Linked DNA regions of Homo sapiens: regions 1 and 3 are each linked to region 2. Evidence: chromatin contacts called from ENCODE Hi-C or POLR2A ChIA-PET data. All regions are on one chromosome and are shown on one strand. Each heading gives the region's core, a stretch centred on a gene start or an enhancer-like site at or near the end of the contact. The rest is flanking DNA. Distances are from core to core; before and after follow the strand shown. Region 1 holds the start of HMGCR (3-hydroxy-3-methylglutaryl-CoA reductase). Region 2 overlaps SV2C (synaptic vesicle glycoprotein 2C). Region 3 has its middle 24 kb from the start of F2R.

Region 1 (4,898 bases), core at 423-2,922, 840 kb after region 2:
GCAATCAGGAAATCTGGATTCTATACCCAATTAGCTCACATTCTATTACATGTTGTTTTTTAAGTCATATCTATTCTCTTCATTCACTTATGAAGCTAGAGCTCCAAAGTTCTCTGACAAAGATAAGTGTTAAATGGAATCATATGAAACTGCTATTTTTGTAGGTTAGTTGAATTTTAAATACTGGCAATTTCACATGGGTCAACCTAAGTAGACCATGTAATTCCATAATGTGGCTATCTATAGTCTAGAAACTAGACCATAAAGGAATACAAAGAGTGTGTGCATGCACGCATACTCACACTCTTATCTTGAAATGGTTATCCCACATACCCGACAATTTTCATGTTAATGCTGTAACCTATGTGCAATTTTGTTTAACCTTCATGTTACTAATTCCCATTTGTTTTGGCCACCAAGTTTATCATAAGTTCTGGAAGAACACTACAACAAAGCAGGCCTGCAAAATCCAGCCTATCCCCAAAGTACTGTCCAGGTCTTTGCTAGATTATCTCTAAATTGCAAAATGCCTTTCACTGCATGGAGAGGAAAATAAATTCATAAGTAAACAAAAAGTACATTCTCTACCTTGTGGGACGCCGAAATCATGCACATTTAGTATAGCCCAGAAACAAATGCTTCCTACGACTCTGCAGGACCATGTCTAAGAAGGAATATCCTCAAATCCTGAAATATTTCAAACGACTACTTAAGAATGGAGTACATCGACCTCCTCCTACTGCAGAAATTAACTGTTCTATATTTGTATCTCCAAGGTACATTTTTCCTAAAAGAATATCAGCACCAAGGAGACTACACCCCTTACCAAAAAAAAAAAAAAAAAAAGAGGGAGAAGAATCTTTTGAGTCATTGTGCGAATCCCCACGTTGGGCTCCGCATCCTCTCAAGCCGTTCTCCTGTAAATAACCAGACACATCTACACCAATCCACGGTTCTTTCATGGTTCTAAGTTAGTCAGCAGTATTTACAGAGATCTTTCCCGTCACCTAAAAGAAAGGTGCTAACGAACAGCAGTTCCTGGGCGTGAATGCCCGGATCCCGGGATGCAGGCGCTTCTCCCGTCTGCCCTGCGAGCTGCCGGCCCGACAGCCCCATAGACCCCTAGCATTTCTCGAATCCAGGGGCCTCCGAGGTCACCCTGCCTGACACCCTTTCCGCCCCGATTTTCGTGACCGTGCAGCCAGCACTGCCTACTCTGACTGAACAGGGACGATGAACGCAGCTACGCCCCGCGGGTCCACCGATGATGACCGCAGTCACGAAGAGGCCAGACCGCCGCCCGCCTCTCAAGCCCACCCCGGGACCCCGGGTTACTCCGGCACTGATGCCGGCCGCCGCTCGGCCTGCCGGGCCTCAAGGACATTCCTTGCAGTCCCCGCGGGTCCGAGCTGCCACACCGACAAAGCGCAACCGCAGCCCCCTCCAGGTCCGCAGGAGCTGCCGGTAGCCACTTCCCAGGGCCGAGGGAAGCTCCAGAATTGCCACCAACACAGCCCAAACCCCGCTCCCACCCATCTCCGCCCCGCTCCCCGCCGCCCCTGCCCCTCTTCTCGGTCACCGCCCGCCTCACCTCCAGATCTCACTAGAGGCCACCGAACCCCGGCGCCGACGCTCAGCCTGGCTCCAGTTAACGCAGTCGCGGAGCGGAAGGAGCCCTCACCTTACGCACGCTCGGAGCTGGACGAGCCTTCGACCAATAAGAGAGGATCGTTCGATTGTCTAGCCAATCGCCTGGGGGCTGCTCGGCCTGACGGCGCTACGTCACGAACGGTCGCCTTAACAACCGCCCACAGCTCTCTGCAGGGCCAAGAACAGGCACCGCACCATCTCTCACCACGGCTCGGCCAACCAATAGCCGTTCGAGTCCCAGCACTAGGGCCTGCCTATTGGTCCTAGAGCTGTGGGGGCGCACGCATGGCAGCTGCCTAGGCGGAGGCGATAGGGGACCAGGCGGGTGGAGTGTCCCACAGCCTCAGTGCCTGACCCGTGCTCGTCCTGGCTGTGATAGTACAGTAGGAGGCAGTGATAGGAAGCAGAATCGGAGCGTGAGGGAAAACGCAGGGTCAGGTCGATGACTGAAAGCTCAGTTACTAGCGCGGGAGAGATGGAGGGAAGCGGAGGCGGCCATGAGAAAAAGAGGAATATAAAAAAAGGGAAGGTGGCGGCGACGGGCACCTCAAACCTGTAACTGGCCGGTAGCCGAAACCAGCGCTTTCCCGAGATTTACCCATTAGTGTAAATGGCTCCGGTCACCTGCGTCTCTCTCTCTTGTGTGCGACATCCATTGCATACTGGATTCTCTCTGAAATGTGCCTCTCCTGCGTCTTCTGTGCGTTCCTTCTGCTCTCCGCCTGGTGCAGGGCTTTATTATGTCTTACTTAAAACAGTGCAATAGCCTCTCCTAACTGGTCTTCCCAGTCTTACACGCATGCACTTCCCAATCTGTCCTGCAGAACTCCCACATGCAGTATGTGGCATACTACTTCCTATTATGCCATAGACCCAAATCAGCGTTTCTCATTGTCTACTGGATTAAAGAAAGAACCTGTCACCACTAATATGGCCCCACCACACATTTCTGACGTATCTCTACTTTCCTGTGCGAACCTTACAGTTCAGCCAGGAGTAACTGGCCCTTCTTCAGTCACACTCAGTACCTTTTTACCTCCCTGCTTATGTTCTCTTTGTTTACCTTGGATATGCCTACCCATTTTAACTGCTGAGATCCTAAATATCCCTTAAGGACTTTTTCATATGCCACCTCCTTTCCTAATTCCCTCAAACACATCATCACTCCCGACCTTGAAAACCCATAAAATTTCCGTAGTATTTTTTTATTTGTCTTACTATCGTATGTGGAAATTTATTAAGGACAGGAATTGTATTTCACTCAATTTTTAAAGCCCATATTTTGAAACACATTACGAAGAAAACACTAAACACTCCTTAGTTTTAATAAATGATTATAGATTCTTATAATCCTTATATAATAGGTATTATTCCCATTTTACAAAAAAGTAAAAATTAAAGTTTGTCAAGCAACTTGCTGTAGATCACATAGATAATGAGCAAAACTGGAATTTGAACCCAGATCTAATGCTTAGGCTGGTTCTACTGTTCCCCACTGCTTCAGTGTAAGACCTTCATTCATATCTCTTTACCAAATGTTGCCTTTGAAATGCTCATTATGTGAAGTACACACTGTGGTTGGCATGGGAGATATAGTGACAAACATGACAGACATAGTGCCTGCCTTTATGAACCTTGCACAGTAAAGAAAACGGGTGAACTACCCAAAGATTGCAGTGTTCTCTTAGCAGCCTTGTCAAAAAAAAAAAAAAAAAAGAGAGAAAAGTGTGTAAGTACCGAGAGCCTAGAACCTGTCATATTTTTAATGCCGCTAGAAGTCTCAAGGACCAAATATCTCAGAAGTTACAGGTTGTACACATGCCTACTAATGTAATTCAAATAAGGACTAAAGTTGTTACCAAAACAGGCTTTAGCCCAAGATTTAGAAATTTTCATTCGCAAACTGCCTAATTGGGAACTCCAATAGGAATATGAGTTCCAAAGCAAGCAATAAAGAAACACCAGTTGTCTAGTTTTATGCTCTTAAAATAAATTCTATATCCTTCCCAAAAGGTATTTCAAAAGAATCTTTATAGCACTTAACTAATAATTTGTACTTAGTGATAAATCACAAAATTTGGTATGGACACAAGGTAGAAAGGGAGGGTGGGGGAAGCGCCAAGGAAGTCCATGTGCCGCTTCCTCATATGCATTTAACCCTTCAAGGAAAGAGTTTATAAAAGTATAATTTTTTTATTTTTAGAGACAGAGCCCAGGCGGGCGTGCAGTAATGGGTCCGGAATTGGAGGGTTCTTGGTCTCACTGACTTCAAGAATGAAGCCGTGGACTCTCGCGGTGAGTGTTAACAGCTCTTAAGGTGGCGCGTCTGGAGTCTGTCCCTTGTGATGTTCAGATGTGTTCGGAGTTTCTTTCTTCTGGTGGGTTCGTGGTCTCGCTGGCTCAGGAGTGAAGCTGCAGACCTTCGCGGTGAGTGTTATAGCTCTTAAGGCAGCGCGTCCGGAGTTTTTCGTTCCTCCCAGTGGGCTCTTAGTCTTGCTGGGCTCAGGAGTGAAGCTGCAGACCTTCGTGGTGAGTGTTACAGCTCATAAAAGCAGCGTGGACCCAAAGAGTGAGCAGTAGCAAGATTTATTGCAAAGAGCAAAAAAACCAAGCTTCCACAGTGTGGAAGGGAACCCGAGCTGGTTGCCAATGCTGGCTCAGGCAGCCTGCTTTTATTCTCTTATCTGGCCCCACCCACATCCTGCTGATTGGTAGAGCCGAGTGGCCTGTTTTGTCAGGGCACTGATTGGTGCGTTTACAATCCCTGAGCTAGATACAAAGGTTCTCCACGTCCCCATCAGATTAGTTAGATACAGTTTCCACACACAGGTTCTCCAAGGCCCCACCAGAGCATCTAGATACAGAGTGTCGATTGGTGCACTCACAAACCTTGAGCTAAACACAGGGTGCTGATTGGTGTGTTTACAATCCCTGAGCTAGACATAAAGGTTCTCCAAGGCCCCACCAGAGCAGCTAGATACAGAGTGTCGATTGGTGCACTCACAAACCTTGAGCTAAACACAGGGTGCTGAATGGTGTATTTACAATCCCTGAGCTAGATATAAAGACTCTCCACGTCCCCACCAGACTCAGGAGCCCAGATGGCTTCACCCAGTGGATCCTGCACCAGGGCTGCAGGTGGAGCTGCCTGCCAGTCCCGCGCCGTGCGCTCACACTCCTCAGCCCTTGGGTGGTCGATGGGACTGGGCGCCGTGGAGCAGGGGGTGGTGCTCGTCGGAGAGGCTGGG
Region 2 (4,836 bases), core at 2,154-4,653:
TAAGGCACGTTAAAAACCATTGTATCCTAGAATCCCTAAATGGCCCCTAAGCACACTGCATTCGTTCATTCATTCTTATCCACGAATCCTCATTCAATTAATCATATATGCAACATGCTCCTTTTGCCTTTCATCCAAATCATGTACCTTGAACTTCAACTGCACATTCATAGTGAAGACACCCAGACTACTATAGTTTGCGTGGGTAACTCCTATACATTCTCACCCACATTCTAACTTGCGTTATTTATCAGCATTTCATAAGCATCAGTCCTATCTCTATAATTAATTTTCAATTTGACTCCTGGCAGGAACTATGTATTATGTCATCCTTTTCTGAAACTCCATGAGGCTACACTATTGTAGGCACATTTTGAAAATCAGTAAAACCTCGTTGATTTAATTTAGAAGGTTGAACTCAAACTGCAGTCCTCCTCACATAAAGCTATGCAATTGACAGAACTAACTCAAAAATGAAATTATGACCATAAAATCTTGAGTGTCCCAAGAAAGTATAAGTGGCATACTTGAGACCTTTTGTCTAGAAGAATAATTCCCAAATCCAATCTGCCAAAAAGGCAGGCTCCATGAGACAGTTTCCACCAGCCTGCAGTTAAACAAGAAAAACAAGGAAAATGATATGTCTTTTTCATAAAGATAAATTTATTCAATTTAAAAAAGGTCCTTTAAGAACATGCCCTTCCTATTATTTTAATGTGAACATGCCTTTTGTTTTATAAAATGATAGTGAGTATAAAGAGTAGTGTGCATGTTATTGCAATCATTATTTTTAAATGTTCTTCCTTAGTAAAATAAAGGTGGGCTTCCCTCTGTCAATCTTGCTCATTCTTTTTTTTCAAAATTGGAATTAAAAATCCAAAAGACTGGGAGCCACTGCTATAAAACTCAATGGTGGGAACAATATTTTGGAAATACTACACCTGAAAAAGAAAAGAAATTTACTCTAACATGTAATAGAATGGAGATGTCTCCTGTGTGCATGTTTGGTGACTGTACAACACAGCTGCAAATTCTGCAATGCTCTTCCCATGAAAAGGTGAAGTCTATGTTGCCTCTCCTTGATTCTGGGTAACTGCTTGAATGAATAGTGTATGACAGAAGTGATGCTATGTGACTTTCAAGATTAGGTAATAAAAGGCCATGCAGTTTCCACCTTGTCTACCATAGCACTTGCTTTTGGAGCCCTGAGGCCCCATCTGTACATCTGACTACCCTGAGACTGATATGCTGAAGAGGTCACAGATAGGTGCTCTCACCTACTGTCCCCACTGGGCCCAAAATGCATGAGAAACAGACTTATGAAAAATGTATTTATCTTCTTAAGTTTAAGCATAATTATAAACAATGAAAGTATGGTTTTCTTTTCAGAGAAATCTCCTCTATATCAGCACAGTGAACAAACAAAGCATAAATATCTAAGAGGAACTGGTATTTTAGAGGAACAGAACAAGAAAACAATCTTTCAGCCATTCCTGCCCAGATGTCAGTCATCTTAGACCCTCCAGCAAAATACCACTGAGTGACCTCTGTTTAAACCACCAAGAACAGAAGAATCACCTAGCCAAGCCTTGTCCAAGTTCCAAAGTCACACAGGAGTGTGAGATACAATAAAATGGCTATTGTTTAAAGCCACTAAGATTTTGGATAGTTTGGGACATAATAACACATATCTGGAATAGCATACAGTAGTTCCCCCTTATCTGCGGTTTTGCCTTCAGTGGTTTCAGTTATTCGCAGCCAACCATGGTCTGAAAATATTAAGTTATTTTGAGAGACAGAAATACCATATTTAGGTAACTTTTATTATAGTATATTGTTATAATTATTCTAGTTTATTATTTTATTATCAGTTATTGTTATTAATATCCTACTATGCTGAATTTGTAAGTTGAACTTTACCATGGGTATGTATATATTGAAAAAACAGTATATATAGGGGACGGTACTATCTGCGATTCTAGGTATCACTAGCGGGTCCTGGAACATATAAGGGAAGATCTCTGTACTTCCCAAAACACTGCTGAAAATATTTCATTCACTGGGATACCCAGACTATAAGAAATACAGCATTAAGAATCATATATACAGATTAATATATTTGTATATATTATTTGTATATATTAATATATAATATATTGATTAATATAATTGATTATTAAATATATACACTTCTGTACTTTCTGTTTTTTGTTGTTTTTTTTTTGAGACAGAGTCTCGCTCTGTCGCCCAGGCTGGAGTGCAGTGGCGTGATCTCGGCTCACTGCAAGCTCTGCCTCCCGGGTTCACGCCATTCTCCTGCCTCAGCCTCCCGAGTAGCTGGGACTACAGACGCCCGCCACCGTGCTCGGCTAATTTTTTGTATTTTTAGTAGAGACGGGGTTTCATCATGTTAGCCAGGATGGTCTCGATCTCCTGACCTTGTGATCCATCCACCTCGTTCTCCCAAAGTGCTGGGATTACAGGCGTGAGCCACCTTGCCGGCCTCTACTTTCAGTTTTAAAGAAAATCAAAATGGCTTAATTGCTAATATTTCTTTCAATGCTGCAAATCATTTCAAAAGAACATCAAAAGCAACCTCATTCTACTTTTCCCCCATAATTCCAGCCATAAACTAAACAGTGATTGGGGGTTAGAAAGTTTTCCCTCTTGGTCCTGTCAAGTCTTCTCCAGGCAATCCCAGGAAAGATGTTTTTGGCTTTTGTTTTGTTTTAATGAATAGATTTTAAAAGTAGGGGAAAGATAGGAATTAAGTAAATGGGGACCAGGATTGAAGCAGAGGGTGTTTATGGGTGGTGGTGGTGGGTGATTTGGTTTTAAGATTGGAGAATTGATCATGATGCAAGGAGAAGAAATATGTGGAGTGAACTTTCTCACCAATAAAAATACATTAATTAGCTCTTAGAGGAAAGAGCACAAGGACATAAATTCTGTGTGTCCTGGAGCATGTCACCTACAATATGGCTGATTAATAAAGCTCTGAGACAGGATGAAACAAAACCGCAGCTCTTCTTAGAAAACTGGGTAGCAGATTCACTACCATGGTTTTCTATTTGCACAACCATTCTCCCCCGAACTGAGAACCTCCAGGCCACTTCCTATTTTCCCCATCGGTAATCACTTAAGTCTTGAACATTTAAATCTCAAAACCCAACTTAGACTAAACGTAGTAAACTTTGGCTCCCTGTGTGTGTGTTGGGGTGGGGGGTGAGGGAGAACACCATGCACACAAGGTTGTCACAAATAACAAATTGCTCCTGGGGGCCTGGCTGGAGCCTCACAGCTGTGTGTGCAGATAAGCAGAGCAGTGTGGAAGGTAGGGATCCCAGGGCTTTGTGTTACCTTCACTTTCTCATAGACTTTCGGATGATGCTGTCACCATCTGCAACCTGACCCATCCCCATGCGGAGATTCTGACAGAGTGCAGTGGGGGCTGTCAGACAGATCTGACAGGGCTGGACTCATGCCTTTATTACTGATTGCAATCCACCTCTCGGGGACACACACGCTGGCTTTCCCAAACAGACTCTGACTTGTTAAACCCTTGGGTTGTATGGTTAGCTTTTATTTAGAAAGTTCTAATTTCAGCTGTTGGAAATAAATTGTATGTGATTTTCTAGATCTTACATCTTAATTACTTAGCAATTTAACATACAATTGTAGATGATAATTTTTCTAAGGTCCACTGCCCTCAGGATTCGTGTTAAAAGTATCTCATCAGCACATCGAGCTGCAAACAGGAAGTTGTCTGGGATATGGGGGAAATTTTAGCACCATGTTACTCTTCTGTGTTAGATCTAATTTTCTCTCTGCACTTTAACAATGATGACTGTCACTAATACCTAAACATTCACTGTTAGATTCTGTGTCCATTTTTCTTTTTAGTTAAAGCCATATATATATATCCCCCTACTTTAAAGGACAAATTCCCTTTTTAATTGAATTATACCTAACCCCTGGGCCATTTGAGTAAAATCTCGTCATGGTCAGCTTTCCTTTTGTTTTACAGTAAAGAGCAATTCATATTGTGTTTCAGGTCCTACCTGTCGTTGGCAAACTCTAGCCTCCAGGGGGAGCCAAAGACTCCCCCACACTTTATCTAGCAAAGAAGAGCTCTGATTCTGTGAAGGCCAACATGGAAACTGGACTTAAACACCAGGCCAGCGTAGGGGTTGGGGAACTGACCTCTTCATTTGGGTCATCTCTTTTCCGTGTAGTGTTTTTTCTGGTATCTCTCACCATGCCCCCTCTCCTTCCCTTCCCCTTCTGCCTCTCTCAAGAACTGTGAGGGGTCTGAGATTTCACCTTACCTGAAATTTAGTCAGTTAGACCGCCAGGCTCACGGGTGCCAGCAGAACACATGAGATTCTTGGCTCTGAGACTTTAACATTCACAGCAACAGCAGTAAACAGGGTATCAGCACTTGTGCTGGCCAAGAGGGCATGAAGCAGGAGCCAAAGCCTGCCTCCAGCATCAGCGTTGGGCTAGATGAACAGGAGGACCCTTGCTTATCAGGATAGGAGACCATGTCCACATTTGGAGACATATTCTTAGCTAGTAACAAAGAATGTGCAGGTTTGTAGCAGGGGTCCACGAACTATGCTTTCGTGCAGCGTACAAGCTAAGCATTCTTTTTTACATTTTTTAAAATGGCTACAGTAAAGAAGAAAATGTGATAGAGACCACAGGTGGCCTAAAAAATTTGACGTATTCACTATCTGGGCCTTCACAGACAAGCTTGGTGATTCCTGGTCTATAGCATCGTCTGTGCTTAGGGCCCGAGGTGGGAGTGGCAGTGCCATGGCAAAGAAGATTCAG
Region 3 (4,472 bases), core at 1,623-4,122, 560 kb before region 2:
ACATTAAAAATTGCCCCAATTTTCTCAGAATAAAAAAAAATTGTCTCAGAAAATGATTTTAAGAATATGAGAATTGATTTTCTGGATCCCTGGACCTGCAACCTAGCCAAATTCTGCCTCGGGGCTATCTCTGAGAGCACTGCTATTCAAAGCATAGTCCAAAAGGAGCAACTTTAACTTTACCTGGGAAGTTGTTACACAGGCAGACCCAGCCTCGGACCAGTTGCAGCAGACTCTGGTAATTTGTATGCAGGTTAAAGTTTGAGAAGCAGACAGATCACAGCTCACTGTAACTTTGAACTCCTAGGCTCAAAGGATCCTCCTGTCTCAGCCTCCTGAGTAGCTGGGACTACAGGCGTGTGCCACCACACCCAGCTAATTCTTACATTTGTTTTAGCAGGGTCTTGCTATGTTGCTCAGGCTGGTCTCAAACTCTCAAACTCCTGGCATCAAGCAATCCTCCTGTCTTCACCTCCCAAAGTGCTGGGATTACAGATGTGAGCCACTGCACCTGGCCAAGAAACACTATTTTCTTTTCTTTTTTAAAAAACTTTTACTTTAGGTTCAGGGGTACATGTGCAGGTTTGTTATATAAGTAAATTGTGTGTCTTGGGGGTTTGGTGTACAGATTATTTCATCACCCTGGTAGTAAGCATAGTACTCGATAGGTGGTTTTTCAGTCCTCTCCCTCTCATCCTCCACCCTCAAGTAGGCCCTGGTATCTGTTGTTCTCCTCTTTGTGTCCATGTGTACTCAATGTTTAGTTTCACTTATAAGTGAGAACATGTGGTATTTGGTTTTCTGTTTCTGCATTAGTTGGCTTAGGATAATGGCCTCCAGCTCTATCCATGTTGCTGCAAAGAACGTGATCTTGTTCTTTTTTACGGCTGCATCGTATTCCATGGGGTATATGTACCACATTTTCTTTATCCAGTCTATCATTGGTGGGCATTTAGGTTGATTCCATAGCTTTGCTATTGTGAATAGTGCTGCAGTGAACACCTGTGCGCAGATGTCTTTATGGTAGAATGATTTCTATTCCTTTGGGTATATACCCAATAATGGGACTGCTGGGTTGAATGATAATTCTGTTTTAAATTATTTGAGAAATCACCACACTGCTTTCCACAATGGCTGAACTAATACTTTACATTCCCACCAGCAGTATATAAGCTAAGAAGCACTTTTCAAAAACAGTGGTATTGTTGATCTAAAAGGAAGAAGCTGAGTCAAAATTAATATAAGTAGAGAGTTTATTTGGGCCAAGCTTGAGGACTGCAACCCAGTGTATATTGAAGTGTATATTCAAGTTGTCCTGAATATACAATCTGATTAGCAGCAGTTGCATGTGAATGTTTATAAAGGAAAAGAGGCAGTTCCTAAGTTGTTTATCAAAATTTACATTAAAATAACATAAGCTGTTGATTGGATACACATTGTTCTTTGTATCACAGATTCCAGGAACATGAAGATAACAGGGAATGTAGCTAGTCAGGAACAAAATGCCTTTTTTTTTTTTGAGATGGAGTCTCTCTCCGTTGCCCAGGCTGGAGTGGCGCCATCTTGACTCACTGCAACCTCTACCTTCTGGCCTCCTGGGTTCAAACAATTCTCCTGCCTCAGCCCCCCGAGTAGCTGGGATTTCATGAGCATGCTGCCATGCCTGGCTAATTTTTGTATTTTTAGGAGTGTAGGGGTTCCACCATGTTGACCAGTCTGGTCTCAAACTCCTGACCTCAAGGGATCCTCTCGCCTCGGCCTCCCAAAGTGTTGGGATGACAGGCATGAGCTACCACACCACCAGGAACAAAATGACTTTAAATAATTGCCCACAGGCATGGGGGGTGGTGGGTAGGGGGAGGGTATGTGCCGGGGGTGTGACTGAAGTCCTCTACTCCCGTCTCTCTGGGCCTAATAAATTTTGCACACCTCACATAGCTCAGACTGCTGAGGGATTTTTCTTTTCTTAGTATCAACCCTGGTTTACACATCAGAATCTTCTGAGGAGCTTGAAAACAATATCAATGTCCAGGCCTCGCCCCCAGAGATTGGCACTGGAATTGTTTAGAAGCTCTCCAGTGATTCTATGCGCAACCAGAGTTGAGAACTGATTTAGTTTCTTTTCTTTTCTTTCTTTCTTTTCTTTTTTTTTTTTTTTTGAGACAGAGTCTCGTTCTGTTGCCCAGGCTGGAGTGCAGTGGTGCCATCTCGGCTCAGTGCAGCGTCTGCCTCCCGGGTTCCAGCAATTCTCCTGCCTCAGCCACCCGGGTAGCTGGATTACAGGCACGTGCCACCATGTCTGACTAATTTTTGTATTTTTAGTAGAGACAGGGTTTCACCATGTTGGCCAGCCTGGTCTCGAACTGCTGACCTCAGGTGATCCGCCCGCCTTGGCTTCCCAAAAAGCTAGGATTACAGGCATGAGCCACCAGGCCTGGCCAACTGATTTAGTTTCTAAAACTTGTTACAAGGCAGAGCTGATAAAATTCTAAATCTGAGGTCTTCAAATTTTGTGCTTCCTAACTAAACATTAAGTATTAGGATTAAATCCCAAAGCCAGTTAGCTTCTGGAGGATGGGAATATATTATTTGTCTTGTTTTTTTTAAAATATGTGTCAGCTAGTTTCAAGAGCAACTAGATATCCCAGGATAGGAAACAAAACAACAAAAATAGATATCAAATGATTATGGTTTTGCTCACGAATGCATCTCAGTATTGGACAGCCCACCCTTCGTGGTGTTTTCACTTCCTTGGATGGGTCGCATAGCAGCACACCAAAATGACCTGCAGATGTAGTCATTAAGATAGGCAAAACAGCCAGACTGGCCCTGCCACCATGCAGGCTACTATAGATGCAGCTTTCTTTTCTTTTTTTTTTTTTTGAGATGGAGTTTCGCTCTTGTCATCCAGGCTGGATGGCACAATCTCGGCTCACTGCAACCTCTGCCTCCTGGGTTCAAGCAATTCTCCTGCCTCAGCCTCCTGAGTAGCTGGGATTACAGGTGTGTGCCACCACATCTGGCTAATTTTTGTATTTTTAGTAGAGACAGGGTTTCACATGTTGGCCAGGCTGGTCTCAAACTCCCGACCTCAGGTGATCCACCCGCCTCGGCCTCACTAAAGTGCTGGGATTACAGCGGTGAGCCACCGTGCCCTGGCCAGATGCAGCTTTCAAAGCTCATCTCCTTACTGCTTATGAGTCATTTCCTGAAGTGATAAACACACAGCCTGCTGGGTTGAAACTGTACATGCTGTGTTATCTGAATTCTGAGATGCTACTGAATTTGACCTCTGGTTTTCCGTGTGTTTCCATAAGACTAGCATGCAATCAACAGTCCCCATGACAACAAACTTGGCGCTTGAGTTTCACTTTACAGGAATGCCACCATGGGTAGAATCTGCTGCTGTTCTGAATTGTCTCTTGGTCTTCTGGTCTGAAACTTTGCTCAGCAAGCACCTCTCTCTTTCCTTTACACAGCAGGTGGCTGAAAATCAGACCTCACACAGAGCTTCCTGTTCTGTGGACCACACCATACCTGATGACGTGAATCAGTATCTTTTCTTTTCTTTTTGTGACAGGGTCTCACTCTGTCACCCAGGCTGAAGTGTAGTGGCACCATCTTGGCTCATTGCAACCTCCGCCTCCCAGGCTCAAGCCATCCTCCCACCTTAGCCTCCCAAGTAGCTGGAACTACAGGCATGAGCCATCACGCTCGGCTAATTTTTGTATTTTTCGTAGAGACGGGGTTTTGCCATTTTGCCTAGGCTGGTCTCGAACTCCTGGGCTCAAACCATTCATCCGCCTTAGCCTTCCAAAGTGCTGGGATAATAGGCGTGAGCCACTGAGCCTGGATGTTGAATCAGTTTCTTGCTCCAAGACTTGGAACCCCTCAGCTCTGAAACAGCCAGAAACCCAGAGTGGTGCCTGCAGCTCTAAGCCAACTCTTTACCCCTGTTTGCTTTTATGCTTTTATAATAATTACCAGTTTATCTGTTTTCTTCAAGTCAATAAAGTTGGGACATCTTGGATAAGGGCAGTGGTTTTCAAACTTCTTTTGCTCAGAACACCTTAATACACTTAAAATTATTGAGGACCAGCAAAGAGCCTTTGTTTATGTGGGTTGCATCCATTGGTGTGCTGGAGTCAACTTGTACCTGCTCACAAGAATTCAATATTCAGGAAATTTGTCAAGCCAACTGTTAAACAGTTGGGAGCTTGAAACTGGAAAAGAAGGGAGTATTCACACCATCAAAATTGGCAAATGCTAGTTTGCCAGATCAGGCTTTTTTTCTTTTTGTGGAGATCCTGCTTAGCAGCACATCACTGACTTTTTTTCTTTTTCATTTTTTGAGACAGCCTTGCTCTGCTCTGTCGTCCAGGCTGGAGTGCAGTGATGCCATCTTGACTCACTGTAACCCTCGCCTCCCAGGCTCAAGTGATTCTCGTGCCTCAGCCTCCCAAGTAGCTGGG

The links. Hi-C counts contacts between places; a loop is a spot of excess contacts on that map. ChIA-PET counts read pairs that join two places held with the same protein, here RNA polymerase II (POLR2A). Pooled maps may share reads with other maps.
Region 1: a loop to region 2 is called in a map with no recorded cell type, with 10 times the contacts of the local background. The contact joins the promoter of HMGCR here to the enhancer-like site in region 2. A Hi-C loop is called at or near these places in 2 of 37 single-sample maps with no recorded cell type and 4 of 50 pooled maps. POLR2A ChIA-PET finds 5 or more read pairs at or near these places in 1 of 52 experiments (GM12878).
Region 3: a map with no recorded cell type shows a loop between it and region 2 (7-fold over the local background). The contact joins two enhancer-like sites. A Hi-C loop is called at or near these places in 3 of 37 single-sample maps with no recorded cell type and 4 of 50 pooled maps.

Annotation. Positions count from the first base shown.
Region 1 is chr5:75,333,994-75,338,891 of GRCh38, reverse strand. HMGCR (3-hydroxy-3-methylglutaryl-CoA reductase) reads right to left here and starts at 1,672. Exons shown (of 20, transcript NM_000859.3): 1 at 1,592-1,672. RefSeq lists enhancers at 642-1,200, 1,201-1,761 and a silencer at 1,441-1,560.
Region 2 is chr5:76,174,503-76,179,338 of GRCh38, reverse strand. All of the region lies in intron 2 of SV2C (synaptic vesicle glycoprotein 2C), which reads right to left. Among named protein-coding and RNA genes, the nearest start is that of SV2C-AS1, 94 kb to the right of the region's middle. RefSeq lists an enhancer at 3,149-3,228. Within about 2 kb of position 3,403, at least 3 of the 41 ENCODE cell types and tissues checked have a DNase peak (open chromatin) inside an H3K27ac peak, as active enhancers do; they include GM12878, where a contact is called at or near this core.
Region 3 is chr5:76,737,949-76,742,420 of GRCh38, reverse strand. No RefSeq gene overlaps it. Among named protein-coding and RNA genes, the nearest start is that of F2R, 24 kb to the right of the region's middle. RefSeq lists enhancers at 789-868, 3,002-3,071, 3,172-3,501. Within about 2 kb of position 2,872, at least 15 of the 41 ENCODE cell types and tissues checked have a DNase peak (open chromatin) inside an H3K27ac peak, as active enhancers do.